Regions from separate parts of the Homo sapiens genome. Here region 1 is linked to region 2. A link is a loop called in an ENCODE intact Hi-C map of the cell type or tissue named here. Cell type or tissue: mammary epithelial cell. All regions are shown on one strand.

Evidence for each region. Hi-C counts contacts between places; a loop is a spot of excess contacts. Peaks named below come from ENCODE experiments on the same cell type or tissue, not always from the same donor. Only the 100,000 strongest peaks of a DNase experiment are listed, where the experiment ranks them.
Region 1: it touches region 2 in a loop (18-fold over the local background); 10 of 110 quality-filtered maps call a loop at or near these places.

The regions. Positions count from the first base shown.
Region 1 is chr4:112,600,150-112,608,149 of GRCh38, forward strand. It overlaps ZGRF1 (zinc finger GRF-type containing 1), which reads right to left. Exons shown (of 28, transcript NM_018392.5): 9 at 5,859-5,942; 10 at 3,375-3,548. Among named protein-coding and RNA genes, the nearest start is that of ZGRF1, 33 kb to the right of the region's middle. In mammary epithelial cell, a CTCF peak has its summit at 4,625 (motif pointing left); no DNase peak of the experiment used is centred here.
Region 2 is chr4:112,210,239-112,218,238 of GRCh38, forward strand. No RefSeq gene overlaps it. Among named protein-coding and RNA genes, the nearest start is that of AP1AR, 18 kb to the right of the region's middle. RefSeq lists a silencer at 2,995-3,289. In mammary epithelial cell, a CTCF peak has its summit at 4,649 (motif pointing right); a DNase peak (open chromatin) is centred at 3,763; H3K27ac peaks cover 810 bases.

The sequences.
Region 1 (8,000 bases), 390 kb after region 2:
GCCTGCTGGGTAGCTGGGACTAGAGGCACGCAACATGACACCTACCTAATTTTTAAATTTTTTTTGTAGGGACCGAGTCTCACTATGTTGCCCAGGCTGGTCTTGAATTCCTTGCCTTAAGTGATCCTCCTGCTTCAGGCTCCTGAAGTGCTGGGATTACAGGTGTGAGTGACCTTGTCATCCAGAGAAAGATTTCTTAAGATACAAAAGCGCTAATCGTAAAGGAAACAGCAAATAAATTACATTAAAAATGATAAACTAGGGCCAGGTGTGGTGGATCACTCCTGTAATCCCAGTACTTTGGGAGGCCGAAGCAAGCGGATCACGAGGTCAGGAGTTCGAGTCCTGCCTGGCCAACATGGTGAAACCCCGTCTCTACTAGAAATACAAAAATTAGCTGGCGTGGTGGTGGGCACCTGTAATCCCAGCTACTTGGGAGGCTGACGCAGGAGAATCACTTGAACCCAGGAGGCGGAGTGTTGGGAACAAGCTGAGTGTTGGGAGGGAAACTGAGGTAGGGCTTGCATGACTGACATAATGTCCTCTGGAATGTGTGTAGACTTGCTGGCTCCTTGCTTCTAGCCCTCCTAGGCTCCTATTCCCATTATCTCAAGTAGCAGAACACGTTCCTTATAAATGCTAAACTGTCACAGCTGTAGATCATGTGCCTGCCCTTTTGACCTCCACATTCTCACCACCTGTTTCTCTGTTGGATTACCAATAAACAGTGTGGGCTCCCAGAGATCGGGGCCTTCGCAGCCTCCATGATCGCGATGGCCACCTGGTCCCAGTTTTACTTCTCATACTGTCTTTTTCTCAATCCTTTGACTCTGCCAGACTTCATCACCCCTACAACCTGGTGTTGGGTCTGATCACCCCAACAGCAGAGGTTGCAGTGAGGCAAAATCACGCCACTGCACTCCAGCCTGGGCAACAGAGCAAGACTCCATCTCAAAAAAAAAAAAAAAATGATAAACTAGGCCAGGCGTGGTGGTTCACACCTATAATCCCAACACTTTGGGGGGCTGAGGCAGGAAGATCGTTTGAGCCCAGGAGTTCAAAACCAGCAGCAACCTGGTGAAACAACATCTCAAAAAAATTTTAAAAATTAGCTGGGCAGCCGGGAGTAGTGGCTCATGCCTGTAATCCCAGCACTTTGGGAGGCCGAGGCAGGCAGATCACTTGAGGCTAGGAGTTTGAGAACAACCTGGCCAACATAGCAAATTGTTAAGCTAGTTCTAAATGTATATGCAACCATACTAAAAATACAAGAAATTAGCCAGGCATGGTGGCGCATGTCTGTAATCCCAGCTACTCGGGAGGCTGAGGCAGGAGAATTGCTAGAACCCAGGAGGCAGAGGTTTCAGTGAGCTGAGATCACGCCACTGCACTCCAGACTGGGTGACAGAGCAAGACCTTGTCTAAAAAAAAAAAAAAAATTAGCTGGGCATAGTGGTGGGCACATGTAGTCCCAGCTACTCGAGAGTCTGAGGCAGGAGGATTGCTTGAGTCCAAGAAGTTGAGGCTGCAGTGAGCCATGTTCATGCACTGCACTCCAGCCTGGGTGACAGAGTTAAGACTCTGTCTCAAAAAACAACAAAAAAAGAAAAATTTTTGATTCATCAAAGATACCATTAAGAGTGAAAAGGTAAGTAAGGGTCAGGAAAGATATTTGCAAAGCATACAACTGACAATGAGTAGGTATCCAAATTATATAAAGAATTCCAGAAAATTTTTTAAAAGATAAGCACGTCAATTAAAAAATGAGGAAGAGGCCAGGCATGGTGGCTCACGCCTGTAATCCCAGCACTTTGGGAGGACGAGGCCGGCAGATCACCTGAGGTCAGGAGTTCGAGACCAGCCTGACCAACATGGAGAAACCCCATCTCTACTAAAAATACAAATTAGCTGGGCTCAGTGGCACATGCCTGTAATCCCAGCTACTTGGGAGGCTGAGGCAGGAGAATCGCTTGAACCCAGGAGGCAGAGGTTGCAGTGAGCCAAGATCACGCCATTGCACTCCAGTCTGGGCAACAAGAGCAAAACTCTGTCTCAAAAAAAAAAAGGAAGAAAGCTGAACAGGCACTACATCAAAGAGGATAAAGAGATGGCCAATAGGCATACAAAAAAGGTCCCAACCTCACTATCAGGCAGGAAAATGCAAATTAAAACTACAACTGAAGTACCAATATATACCCACCAGAATAGCTAAAACTGAAAACCAAAAACAGCATCAAGTGTTGGTAAAGATGTAGAGTGATGGGCACTCTCATACACTCCTAATGGAAATGTAAATTATAAAAACCACTTTGGAAATCAGTTTTGCATTATGTACTAAAAGTAAATATATCCTATCCAGTGACTCAATGATGCTACTCCTAGGTAATATAACCAACATAAGTATGTCACGCATGTGTGTATATGTACATGTTCATGATGGTACTTGAATGTTCACAGCAGCAGTATCTGTAATAGTCCCTTAACACAAATAACACAAACATCTGAAGAATGGATAAATTGGGATATATTTATGCAACAGAATACTACACCAGCAATTAAAATGAATAAATTATAGCCACAGGCAACAACATAAATGAATTTCAGAATTGCAATATTAAACAAAAGAGGGCAGACACAAAGAATACACTGTGTATGATTCTATTTATATAAAGTTTTAAAAGCAAAACTAATAGATGGTTATAAGTCAAGACAGTGGATATCTTAGGGAAAAGTGAAAAGGGTAGTGATTGAAAAGGGGCAGAAGGAGAGCTTCTGAGATGCTGAGAATGCTCTATTTGTTAAAGGTGGAGGTTATATGAGTATGCTTTGTGATGATTTACTTATTTCATATATGTATTATGCTTTTTTTTCTTTATTTCTTCTCATATGTATTATGCTTTGACAAAAAGGGAAATTTAAAAAAAAATCTCTTTGATGAACACTGTTTCAAATACATGCTTATCATTCTAACCTCATGACCTCTATTTTCATCCCCAGAAATCTGCCTTTGGTAGCAACTAGAGGTACTCAGTGTCATATTTAAAGAGAGAAGGGAAATATCAGAAGAAAAAAAATCTATTAGATGTTAAACAGGTGAGTATTTTCTTTGTGTAATGTACCTGTTTGCTTTTGTCATGAATTTATAGTCTTCTCTGAAGTGAAAAGTAATCTGTTAAACTCCCAATGTTAAAAAAGTAATACATCTTTCAAGTAAAATACTTTTGTTATTTAGTTTTGAGATATTATGCTTCTTGTCAATTTACTGTACTCCTTTTTAACTTATAACTGTATAAACAACTATACTATTTTCACAAAATGTAGTATTAACATAAAGAAAATGATTTGGCAAAATGCAACTATAAAAATATTTTTACCTGCAAGAAGTCAATCTGCATACACGTGCTAGGTAACTCTGGTGTCTCTGTCATAAAGTTTTCATACTCAGTGCTATCTGGAAACTGACTGCATCCTAGCTGTGAGCTGTGTCCTCTGACCATTACACCACTAGTAGCTGATCCTTTTACTTGATGTCCTTGAAACTCAACAGGCTACAGGTAAATTATTAAAAATAAGAACTGCATAACTATATGTTGACATATATATTCACAAAGTAAACACACAGAATACAATACATAATTCAGCTTTTTATTACAGGAACTATTGTAAATACCAGGAACTAATGCTGAAAACCGGGAAATTCTCCTATTATCCTAAAACATACGTTATGGGTAACAAATTCAAAGTGCATCGATTTAACTACATTTAAGTTCAACATTAAAAAGTATGATTTAGGCTGGGCATGGTGGCTCACATCTGTAATTCCTGCACTTTGGGAGGCCAAGGTGGGTGGATCACTTGAGGTCAGGAGTTCAAGATCAGCCTGACCAACATGGTGAAACCCCATCTCTACTAAAAATATAAAAAATTAGCCAGGCGTGGTGGTGCACGCCTGTAATCTCAGCTACTCGGGAGGCTGAGGCCGGAGAATTGCTTGAACCAAGGAGTTGGAGGTTGCAGTGAGCTGAGATCACGCCACTGCACTCCAGCCTGGGTGACATAGAGAGATTCCATCTCAAAAAAAAAAAAGTATGATTTATAGCCAATGAGGGGGAAACAAATGAATAAGTATAATTTTATTACAAGCATAAAGATGAGTATAATAATAATAGCTAATTAAACCAGAAATATTTAGTTGCTTCTCAATGCTTCCACTATATATTATACAACTATGCATTACATACAATACTATATATTATAGACTCACAACTTCATACTTCAATGAAGTTTTTCCTTATTTCTGTACTAATTGTACTGTAAGCCCCTTGTGAGCAGAGATGTTTTGCTTCATCTAGGTACCACACAGTACTTGGTATACAGGAAGCAATAAATAAACAGCCAGTAACAGAAAGGGAACAATGAGAAAGAATGCAAACAGCATTTCTCTTTACTTAGGGGTTTTGTAAAATATCAGGCTCAACTGCAGGATGGGTGGTGGACTCTCTGCCTCTCAGTAGAAAGATGTGATATCCTACTGCTCTGAGAGCAAAAGCCTAAGAGTGTGATTCCAATGTAGACATGTTCCTTAGACAGGCTCTTTCACTCAGTCTGTTTTCAGGCTTCAAATGGCTTTCTCTGCTGCCCCCTGGAGGGTTCTAGGATTTTTTACTCCATACAAAGTAAAGCTTACCCAAAATGTGGAAAAATAAGACTGTAACAGAGTCAAAGGAATGTAGGTAAAGGATTAATTCATTTTTAACTAACAAAATGACAGTAATATATAATTTGAATATACTCTTATTCAAAAATGAAGAACTGTAAATCACACATTTGAAAGAAAAATCTAATTTAAATGCCCCTTTAATAGGACTTTGGTGGAAAATATTCTTCTGAATTTAAAAATAAACATTGCAATAAAAATGAGTCTCAACTGTTAAAGATTCTGTATATTTCTGCTTCTGCTTTGTCTGATGGGTAATGTATACTCCCCACAAGGAAACAGGTACATTACCTCCCCCACTTTTTTTTTTTTGAGACAGAGTTTCGTTCTGTCACCCAGGCTGGAGTGCAGTGGCACAATGTTGGCTCGCTGCAACCTCCACCTCCCAGGTTCAAGTGATTCTCATGCCTCAGCCTCCAGAGTAGCTGGGACTACAGGTGTGTACCACCACACCCAGCTAGTTTTTGTATTTTTAGTAGAAACGGGGTTTTGCCATGTTGACCAGGCTGGTCTCGAACTCCTGGCCTCAAGTGATCCACCCGCCTTGGCCTCCCAAAGTACTGGGATTACAGGCATGAGTCACCATGCCTGGCCAAAATAGGTACCTTGCCTTCTATGCTGCCATGTAGATCTCTTCCAGAGGTGTGTTGGGTTTTAGGAGTAGAACTGCTATTTACAAAACCCATCCATTTTTATGCTGTTGTCTTTGTTAATTTTTGATATAGAATAGGTAGCACTACTTAGATGTTGGTTACGTATACTTCTATATACTCAGAAGTATAAGTGGCAGAATAGACTATAATAAGTTAAAGGGTATAAAGATACTCATTTTGTTCCCCACAGAGTATTCATTAATTTTACTCTACATGGCTTTGTGTCCAACCCCTAGAGTATCCTATGTACGGAAGGATAATGTAAACACTGTTATTATTAGCTCATTAGTAGTATAGAGAAAGTTTAAGACCAAAAAGGGGGGCAGGAGTCATTAAATAGTTTTTCTTGTTCTTAAAACCAGACTTATTTATTATGCTACTAACCTTCTGCCTGTGAAAACTCTGATACTTGTTTTTTTGTTTTTTTGTTTTAAACAGAAAAGAAAATGTAGTTGGTTAAATAAATCGATGTTCTTCACAAATTTTACCTTAGGGTCACAGGTTTTTCTCTCTATTTGTTTAGGAATAACAGCTTGAAAAGCAGTCTCTTCTTTACTTCCCGAGGAAGAGAACTAGGATAAAATATGAATAAGTTATCTAGTTAGCTAGAATAGTTTCACAGGTGATTCATGATTTTGATGGAAAAATAATTGCAAAACTTAAGTTTGCCCTGTGAAAACACACTTGCCATCTCTATCTTGCTTCTGTCTACACACACATACAAGCTAGCTCTCCCTGGCAAAGGGGTACTTTAGCAGGTAAGTCACTATGCTAATTAATTTGAAAACTTAGCACATTAGAAAATTCTGATTCTAAATTTTTAATTAAATCTTTGAACACTAGAAAAAAATGCCAGGTATAACTGGGTGCAGTGGCTTACGCCTGTAATCCCAGCACTTTGGGAGGACGAGGCAGGCAGATCACCTCAGGTCAGGAGTTCGAGACCAGCCTGACCACCATGGAGGAACCCCATCTCTACTAAAAATACAAAATTAGCCTGGCGTGGTGGCACATGCCTGTAATCCCAGCTACTCAGGAGGCTGAGGCAGAATTGCTTGAACCCTGGAGGCAGAGATTGTGGTGAGCTGAGATCACGCCATTGCACTCCAGCCTGGCCAACAAAGCAAAACTCCGTCTCAAAAAAAAAAAAAATAGAAAAAGAAAAAAATGCCAGGTACATAATAAATCACCTGTCAAACCTAATACTATGTTAATGCAGATCATCTATTTTAAAATTAGTAAGAAATGAAAGGAAGAAAAATTGAAAAAGTGTAATTGACTATTTGAAGAATGAATCATCTCCTAGCAATCACAAAACACGATACTGACAACAGCAACAAGTCATTTTTAGTTCATCAAGTAATATACAAAATAACCATAATTTTTCATATGACTTGGATAGACACAGAAAATGAATTCAACTACAAAAGTAATTGTTTAAATGTTTAACAAATATGAAGAAAAAACACTTCCCCAACAGACCAGAGATAAAGTAGTATATTTCTTCAAATAATGGTCACTTTCCTTTAATAACACTTATATATAAGCACAACTGCCAACCAAGTAGCTCTTAAAAATATTCAACCTATATTTTAGAATTAGAATTTTTTCTTTTTTTTTTAAGAGACAGGGTCTTGCTCTGTCACCCAGGCTGGAGTGCAGTGGCGCAATCGTTGTTCACTGAAGCCTTGACCTCTGGGATCAAGTAATCCTCCTGCTTCAACCTCTTGAGTAACTGGGACTACAAGCATGTGCCACCATGCCACCTAATTATTTTTATTTAAAAAAATTTTTTTTAGAGTTGGAGTCTCACTGTATTGCCCACACTGATCTCAAACTCCTGGCCTCAAATGATACCCCTGTCTTGGCTTCCCAAAGTGTTGGGATTACCCGTGTGAGCCACTGTGCCAAGCCAGAATTACAATTTTCTAATATACAGTTTTCAAAATTAATTCGCATACTACCTTCTCGCAAGAATAGCTCTTTTGCAATATGTAGTTAATTATACTTTTAAAAATGAGGCAGAAGTGGCATTAAGGGTATCTTCAAAGAACACACTGTTTTGAAAGTTCCTTCTACCACCAACATACATAAAGAGGTTGTTTCAGAGAGTTGTAGTAAGAAGAGCCATTATAGGCCAGGCACATGCCTATCTATAATCCCAGCACTTTGGGAGGTGGAGGTGGGAGGATTGCTTGAGGCCAGGAGTTCAAGACCAGCCTGAACAATGTAGTCAGACTCCATCTCTACAAAATAAAAAAATAAAAAATAATTATCCAGCCATCGTACTGTGCACCTGTGGTCCCAGCTACTTTGGAGGCTGAAGCAGGAGGATGGCTTGAGCACTGGAGGTCAAGGCTGCAGTGAGCTGTGACTGTGCCACTGCACTCTAGTCTGGGTGACAGAGTAAGAACCCGTCTGAAAAAAGAAAAAAAAAAGAGCCATTACAAAAATACAAATGTACTCCTATCTTAAAGCTAAAAACAGATTTAAATAATTTTTATTGCAATAGATTATTAAGACCTTTTCATTACTGTGAGATGACAGCATATTTTTATTGTCTTGTTAATAAGAGGGGGATCATACTATGTCATATTATGTGGTCCAGGCTGGACTCTATCTCAACTCAA
Region 2 (8,000 bases):
TTAAAACCTATAATTGATAATTGAAGGTCTTCTCTGTAACCCTATAACACTCCAATACCACCTTGTTTTCAGTGTAAACAAGGGCATAGCCCGAAAGCACTGAGGCCACTGACAACCTGAAGTCAGCGAGACCATGAACCCACTGGAAGGAAGAAACTCCAGACACATCTGAACATCTGAAGGAACAAACTCTGGACACACCATCTTTAAGAACTGTAACACTCACCATGAGGGTCCACGGCTTCATTCTTGAAGTCAGCGAGACCAAGAACCCACCGGAAGGAACCATTTCTGGACACAGGATCACGAGGTCAGGAGATCGAGACCACCCTGGCTAACACGGTGAAACCCTGTCTCTACTAAAAATACAAAAAATTAGCCAGGCGTAGTGGCGGGCACTTGTAGTCCCAGCTACTTGGGAGGCTGAGGCAGGAGAATGGCGTGAGCCCAAGAGGCGGAGCTTGCAGTGAGCCGAGATTGCACTACTGCACTCCAGCCTGGGCAACAGAGCAAGACTCCGTGCCAAAAAAAAAAAAAAAAAAAAAAAGGAATGAAGTACTGATACATGCTACAATGTGGATGAACCTTGCAAACATTATGCTAAGTGAAAGAGTCCAGATACACAGATACACAAGGTCACATATTGCATAATTTCATTTATATAAAATGTCCAGAGACAGAAAATAGATTATGGGTAGCCAGGGACTGAGGGGAGGGAAGAACGAGGAGTAACTGCTAGGGTACCAGATTTCTTTGGGGGATGATGATAATGTTCTGGAATTAGACTGTGGTGATGGTTGTGCAATCTTGTGAATATACTAAAAGCTACTGAATTGTACACTTTAAAGGGGTGAATTATATGGGTATGTAAATTATATATCAATAATCTTTTTTTTTCATTTCATTAGGAACTGCATGCCTAAGGTCAGGGTATCAATATGATCAAGTTTATTGACTCATGGGTACAAGCATCCTGTGAGCTGATTCTTTGGGAGCTCATGATATTATTAATATTACTTACTTGATAGCATACTAAAACTAATCAATGCAGACCATATTTAAAATATCTTCATGATATACTAATTCTTAAGTTTTACTTTGAAATCTATCAAAAAGAAAGGTAATGTGACACATAAATAAAAGCAAATTTGATTATTTTACAGATTTTCATTATAATAGGACAGTGGTTCTGGTCATTTTTAGACATCTTACCACCAAGCCTGAACTACCACGCAGTAAAAACTGACAACAATCTGACCCTAAATATCAAATTAGACTCATTACAGCAAGTAACTAGCAGCTTATGTATGATCAAAATCTGATTTCTCATAGCCATGAACATATTTCCTTCCTTTACACACTGACCAAGAAGTCTGTATTTTAATTACTATAAATTATACCTTATTATGACTAATCTAAAAATGGGAATCCTTTTTTAATGTTGGGCATATACAGCAGTTATTAAATTTCTATGTTTTATTGGTAGATTTCAATGAAAACATCTAAATTCTCTGGGGTTTTCTCTGTAATTATTTGGTTGTTAATATAGTATAATAAGAGGACAATAAAATCACTGAATGGGGCTGAACCCCTCATTTCTCTTTTCTTCCCCTACACACATGGCATATTCATGTAATTTCATTTTAAGGTGTTAATTAAGGCTGGCATGGTGGCTCACGCCTATAATCCCAGCACTTTGGGAGGTTGAGGCGGGAGGATCGCTTGAGTGCAGGAGTTCAAGATCAGCCTGGGCAAAATAGTGAGAGCCCTACAACAAATAAAAAATGTAAATTAGCCAGGCATGGTGGCAAAAGTCTGTGGTCCCAGCTACCTGGGAGGCTGAAGTCGGAGGATCACTTGAGCCTGGGAGGTTGAGGCTGCAGTGAGCCATAATTGTACCACTGCACTCCAGCCTGGATAACAGAGCAAGACCCTGTATCGAAACAAAGAAAAAAGTTGTTAATTAAAATATTTTTGTTTAGCATTCAATAGGAAATTGTTGCTGAAACACCAGGTATTCTGTCTAGGTCCTGCTGCTCACAGCTCATAAAGCCAATCACTGAGACAACAATTATTGCCAAGGAAGAAGGCTTTAACCAGGTGCTACAGCTGAGGAGATGGGAGATCAATCTCAAATCCATCTCTGACTAACTAAAATTAGGCGTTTATATAGCAGGAAAGAAATGTAACAATGTATAAGAAAACAGCAACTAGGGAGGGGTAAGGAAGTGATCATAATGAATGAAGGGACTGCCATCTCATTGTCTGGATGCAGTGATCTTGTGAGTTTCAGTTCTTTGACACATTTTTTAAGAGGACTTCTGGAGGAAGAAGCCCAGATAAAATAAATGTAAGTTTCAAGCTTTAAGACCAGAACAGTTAATTTCTATGTTTATGAAAAAAACAATCTATGGCAGCAGTCTCCAACATTTTTAGCACCAGGGACTGGTTTCGTGGAAGACAATTTTTCCACAGACAGTGAGGGCCATGGTTGTGGGATGAAACTGTTCCACCTCAGATCATCAGGCATTAGATTCTCATAAGAAGCATGCAACCTAGATCCCTGGCATCCACAGTTCACAATAGGGTTCACACTCCTAAGAGGATCTAATGCTGCTACTGATCTGACAGGGGATGGAGCTCAGGTGGTAATGCTCACTCGTAGCTCACCTCCTGCTTTGCAGCCCGGTTCCCAACAGGCCATGGATGGGGGCTGGGGACCCCTGGTCTATGGGACTATTGGGTCAGTTTCAAAATGTTTATGCCAATAAAATAGACTTTTCTTATAACCTTGAATTAGTTATCTGCTGCTACATAGCAAATTACCCCAAATCATAGTGACTAAAAATAAAAATTTTATTATCTCAGTTTCTGTGAATCTGGAATTTAAGAGCCACTTAGCTGGGTGGCTCTGGCTCAGGAGCTCTCATGAAGTTGCTAGAGCTGCAGGCATTCACAGCCTTGATTGAAACTGGAGGATCCATTTCTACAAAGGCTCACGTGCATGGCTATTGGCAGTAGGCCTCAGTTCCTCATTGCACATAGAGCTGTTTCATGTATCCTCCCAACTTGTCACCTGGCTCCCGCCCCACCCCCAGGCCAGTGATCTGAAAGAGAGAGCAAGGAGCAGGCCACAAAGCATTCTATGATCTCATCTTGGAAGCTGCACATTATCACTTCCACCATACTCAATTCATTAGAAGTGAGTCCCTAAGTGCAGCCCATACTCAGAGAGAGAGGAATCAGTCTCCACCTTTAGAAGGGAGGAATGGCAAAGAATTTGTGGATGTATTTTAAAATCTCTACAAATCCCTTTAAAATAAGTTGATTCGTATGAGTATACTTTATGCTTTAAAAATAAGCCTAATATATGTATTAATTTGCCTCTGAATCTTACTTTACTAATTTTGAAAGTTATATGATCGGATTGTAATTCTTTTGTTTCAAAATTTTTTCTCCATTTCATATATTATTACTCTCTGTGAGAAAAAGTCAAAGACTAACAAGAAAAGTACTGTGATAAAGATTACTAATTCTCATCACATATCCATGTGCTTGTGTATATTTCACTGCCTTCCTTTGGGGACTTATGACAATTTTTGGCCAATAAAATGTAAGTGGTAGTAATGAATGTCACATAAATGATAAAAGAGTTAAGAACTAAGTTGCCTTTTTTTATCCCTCTTTTTCCTTGCAATGGCAACCTTGAACAACACATGTTCTAGCTGGTACAGCTACAAGAAGAAAGAGGGTGTCCTAATAGTGGATTGTGTTGTGAATGAAAAGTAAATGTTTATTATTTTAAGCCACTAAAATGCGGAAATCAACTTTTTAGTCAGCATACCGTACCGAGGGGTGACTAACACATATTGCTTCATTTTAAATGTAGCAATACAAATGTAAAAGTACAGTTCTCTTAGGTCTTGAACAAATTTTTAATTGGAAATTAAGCTATTTCCACTTAAAAACAAGTAATAGAAACTAATACTAGAATATTTAAATCCAGTCAGTGCAGCCTCATGCAGGTAGCTGTGATCTAACTGTAGACCAAAAGAAAAATAGCCTTGAGTAAAAAAACAACTTTAAGAAAGAATTGATAGAGCTTTAATTTCAGAAAAACCCAGAGATTAAGAGAAATGATAAAAGAAGTTTATGACCTTATAGTGAATCCATTCTAAAGTGATACTTCTGAAAGCTGAATGTAAGACTTAAAAAAAACTATGAAAGCAAGAAAAAAAGAATCAAATAAGCATATTCCTAATGTTTGGAGGCTAAAATCTAAGATAATGTTTTATGTGTGACAAAGCCTAGGGCCATTAACATACTAAGTGTGAAAACTGAAACTAAAACTAAATCCCTAAATTAATCACTGTATTTTAGACATCTTGTCATATGTGTCTTTGGTGGAGTAGAAGGTAGACTGAATGAAGGAGGTGAGGAGAATGATGTTCTTCCAAAGAAAAAGTGAAAGAATTGGGAATTAAGAAAAGGAGAGGCAGGAAAGATTCATAAATTGGCAGGAGAAAGAGGGAGCAAGATTATTTTAAATAAAGAAAAATAAGTAGTGATAATGAATTCCATTCATTCAAAAAGAAAAAAAAGGCCCAGTGCATTTATTTCATTTTTTTACCTGCAGGTGGCAGCTCTTCCTAAATATGTCATGGAAATGTCCATGAGTATTTCTGCATTGTCTTCCTGTAGGCAATCCTCAGAACTGAATCCCAGCTCTCAAAATAAACACAAAAACAAACAAAACCACCAAAAAAACAAAAGACAAAAACTATATTGCCATTACTTCTCAGTATAGCACTAAAAAAGAAAATTCTTTAAACAGCTTTAATTCCCCCCCAAAAATGTAAAACAAATGCCTCCAGGGAGTATAATAGAAACAAAATAACAAGTATATGACTATTTCTTCCAATATAGTAATTGTCAGTTACTTCCTGAACTTCTTGGGGTTGTGTCTTGTTTTACTTTGTTTGTTTTGTAAGTTTTTAATTGTCTGAACACATTGGCCAAATTACAAAAGGCCAGAATTACACTAATTATATTAAAAAAATTAAATACACAGGAAGACCACTGTGTATTTTTTCAAGGATACATATATGTCCAAATAAGTATTAGGAGAGCATATTGTAAAGGCATATGTTACATGCATTAATTCTAGTGTCTGGAGGAGAGGGAATGGGATTAGAAATAGAAGATGAAAGGAGAAAAATAATGAAGTTGATTTAGAGTTATCCCAAGTATTTCATGGTTTTTGTTTCTTTTGTAAATAGTATTTTTAAATTTTCTATTTTAAACTGCTTACTGTTAGTACATAGATAAATATAATTGATTTTTGTATATTTACCTTATATCCTAAAATGTCGCTACATTCACTCTCACTGGCTTCTTTTCCTTTATGTAATCCCAGTGTTCCTCAGCTGCAGATCCACTGTTAGCATCTACCATGTATAAGGTGCACAGCACATGCCAAGCACTATGGCAGATACTTTATATATCTTCCCTTCACACCACATGGCCTCTCTTCCATTTCCACATATTCTCTTATTGACTTCATCTGCTGCTCTGCCCTGACTTCCAACTCTAGTGTCTGTAGGCCTCACCTTTACCCACAGTGTAGTTTCACATTTCCAGTAGATTTCTGGACTTTGTCGTATTGTTTCTCATTGACCCCTCAGACTTGATATGTCTGAAATGGAAAGCATACTATTGTGCCATTCCAGCTTCCATCTTATATTCTATCAGAAAATATGTGCTAAAAAGTTACCACAGAAAATATTGTAGTATATTTCAAGTCACTCTATACACTGAAAAAAAAATCCATATACCTCAAACCCTATAAATTTGTATGCTTTATGATGTGACATTCCTTACCTCTGTCATTTGACCATGCTAAAGGGAAAGAAAAAAGTTGTCACCTTTTGACAAAGCAGCTAAAGAATCATCACAAAATATAATAAGTACCCACAATAAGTTGAACACATAATTCCTAAAAATAATGAACTCCTCAGAATTTAGAGAGAAAGAGATTAATAAAAGTCACTTTCTGAGTTAACTTTTCAAATGGTACTGATAATATTAGCGTGTTCTCCAAATTCCATCAAAAAGACCATGCTGCTCCTTAATTTTATCAAAGAGAGTAAATATAATGATAACTTTAGGAATAGTTTATTATTTATATTTATTATTGTCTACAACAGTGCCATTCTACAATAACTGAAGAATAATGATAAATATGGGGTGTAAAATGTGAGAACCAAAGAGCAATGATTTGTCAATATTTATCTACTTTATCTATAGCAGAAGGTATTGTGATTAACCAATTCAGGCTCTCTGGTCAGACTAATTATGTCCCTATATTAAGAAGCTATCCTAGTTAAATGACAACTGTTCACAGCCTCAACTCAGCCCATTTGCTCTTCATACCTACCACACAACTCTTTGGTATACCAACAGGCCTTTCTTATTGGGAAAAATTGTGCTCAAAAGTCAACTCCTGGGAGACGGATAAATTGAATTCCTGTGCCTCTGAATCTAGCACACACCTGAACCTTTAACCAGAAGTGACTGATCTGTCTATGACACAGCTCCTCCCTACGGCTGAACAAGTGGAATCTAGTTTCTTGCTCCCCAACACACTTTATAGTCAGCTTTACTTATATAAGCTTTTGCTTGGTATGACCTAACGAAGTTTCCAATTTTTATTATAGGCCTGGAATTTCACTCTTCAAACAGTAAATTCATTTGCTTTAGCTTAAAATACTTGAATAGATTTTTTTTTTAAAAACTATACATGTCTTATCAAAATACTTGAAGGAATTTGGGAAGGGAAAAATCCATCATTTTGTTACTTTAATACAGCTATTATTATTTTTTGTTCTCCTTTCTGGCCAAATTGCCTTATAAAAAAATGACAACAGTTGACAACTCAGCAATGTGTGTACACAGTGGTAAACTTTTTCTGTAAAAGGGCAGATTGTAAATATTTTGGGCTTTGCAAGTCATACAGTTTCTAAAGCAACTTCTCAACTCTGCTCTTGTAGCACAGAAGCAGACATAGACATTAAGAAAATGAATAACCGTTGCTTTGGTCCAATATAATTATTTGGGAATGATAAAATTTTAATTTCATATAATTTTCACGCAGCACAAAACATTATTTTTCTTTTGTTTTTTCTTTTTTTCTCCAGCATTTGAAAGTGTAAAAACCAGTCTTAGCTTGTGTGCCATCCAAATGTGGACAGTAGGCTTGATACTCATGAACACAGAGTTGACCAGCCCTATTTAAAAATAGACCATTTCTCTAGTTTTGACCTATGTCCTGAGCTCTATAGACAAATTTTCAGCTTTTTCCTGTTTATCGTGATACGAATATTCCAACAGCATGTTAAACAAAAGACGTTTAAAACCTAACTCAGAACTTACCTGAAATTCCCTATTTCTGTTGATCCACAGCTGAAATTTAGAAATCATCTAGACAGGTTCAGCAACCCCTGTGAAGTTCTGTCCTGTTTCAAATATGTCTTCACTTTCAAATTCCCATACCCAGCATCTGAATTAATGCCTTCATTTTTCTCTTCTACATTGTTGCTATGGCACTGTAATTGGTTTCCCCTACTCCAATATATCCAACATACTGCTCTCAGAAAAGCCTCCTAAAGTGCTGCTCTAATTATGTCACTACACAATTTTACAACTTTCTCTAAATCTATTGCTTACAAAATGTAATGTAAGTTCTTCCAACTGGCAGTCAAGGCCATCCAAAACATTATCCCAAATATCTTTCTAGTCTTGCCTCCCACTAACTCTCATTCAATGATGTGTTTTGTTTGTTTAGAGACAGGCTCTTTCTCAGTTGCCCAGGCTGGAGTGCAATGGCATGATCATAGCTCACTATAGCCCTGAACTCCTGGTCTCAAGTGATTCTCCTGGTCTCAAGTGATTCTCCTGCTTTGGTCTCCCAAAGCACGGGATTACAGGCATAAGTCACTATG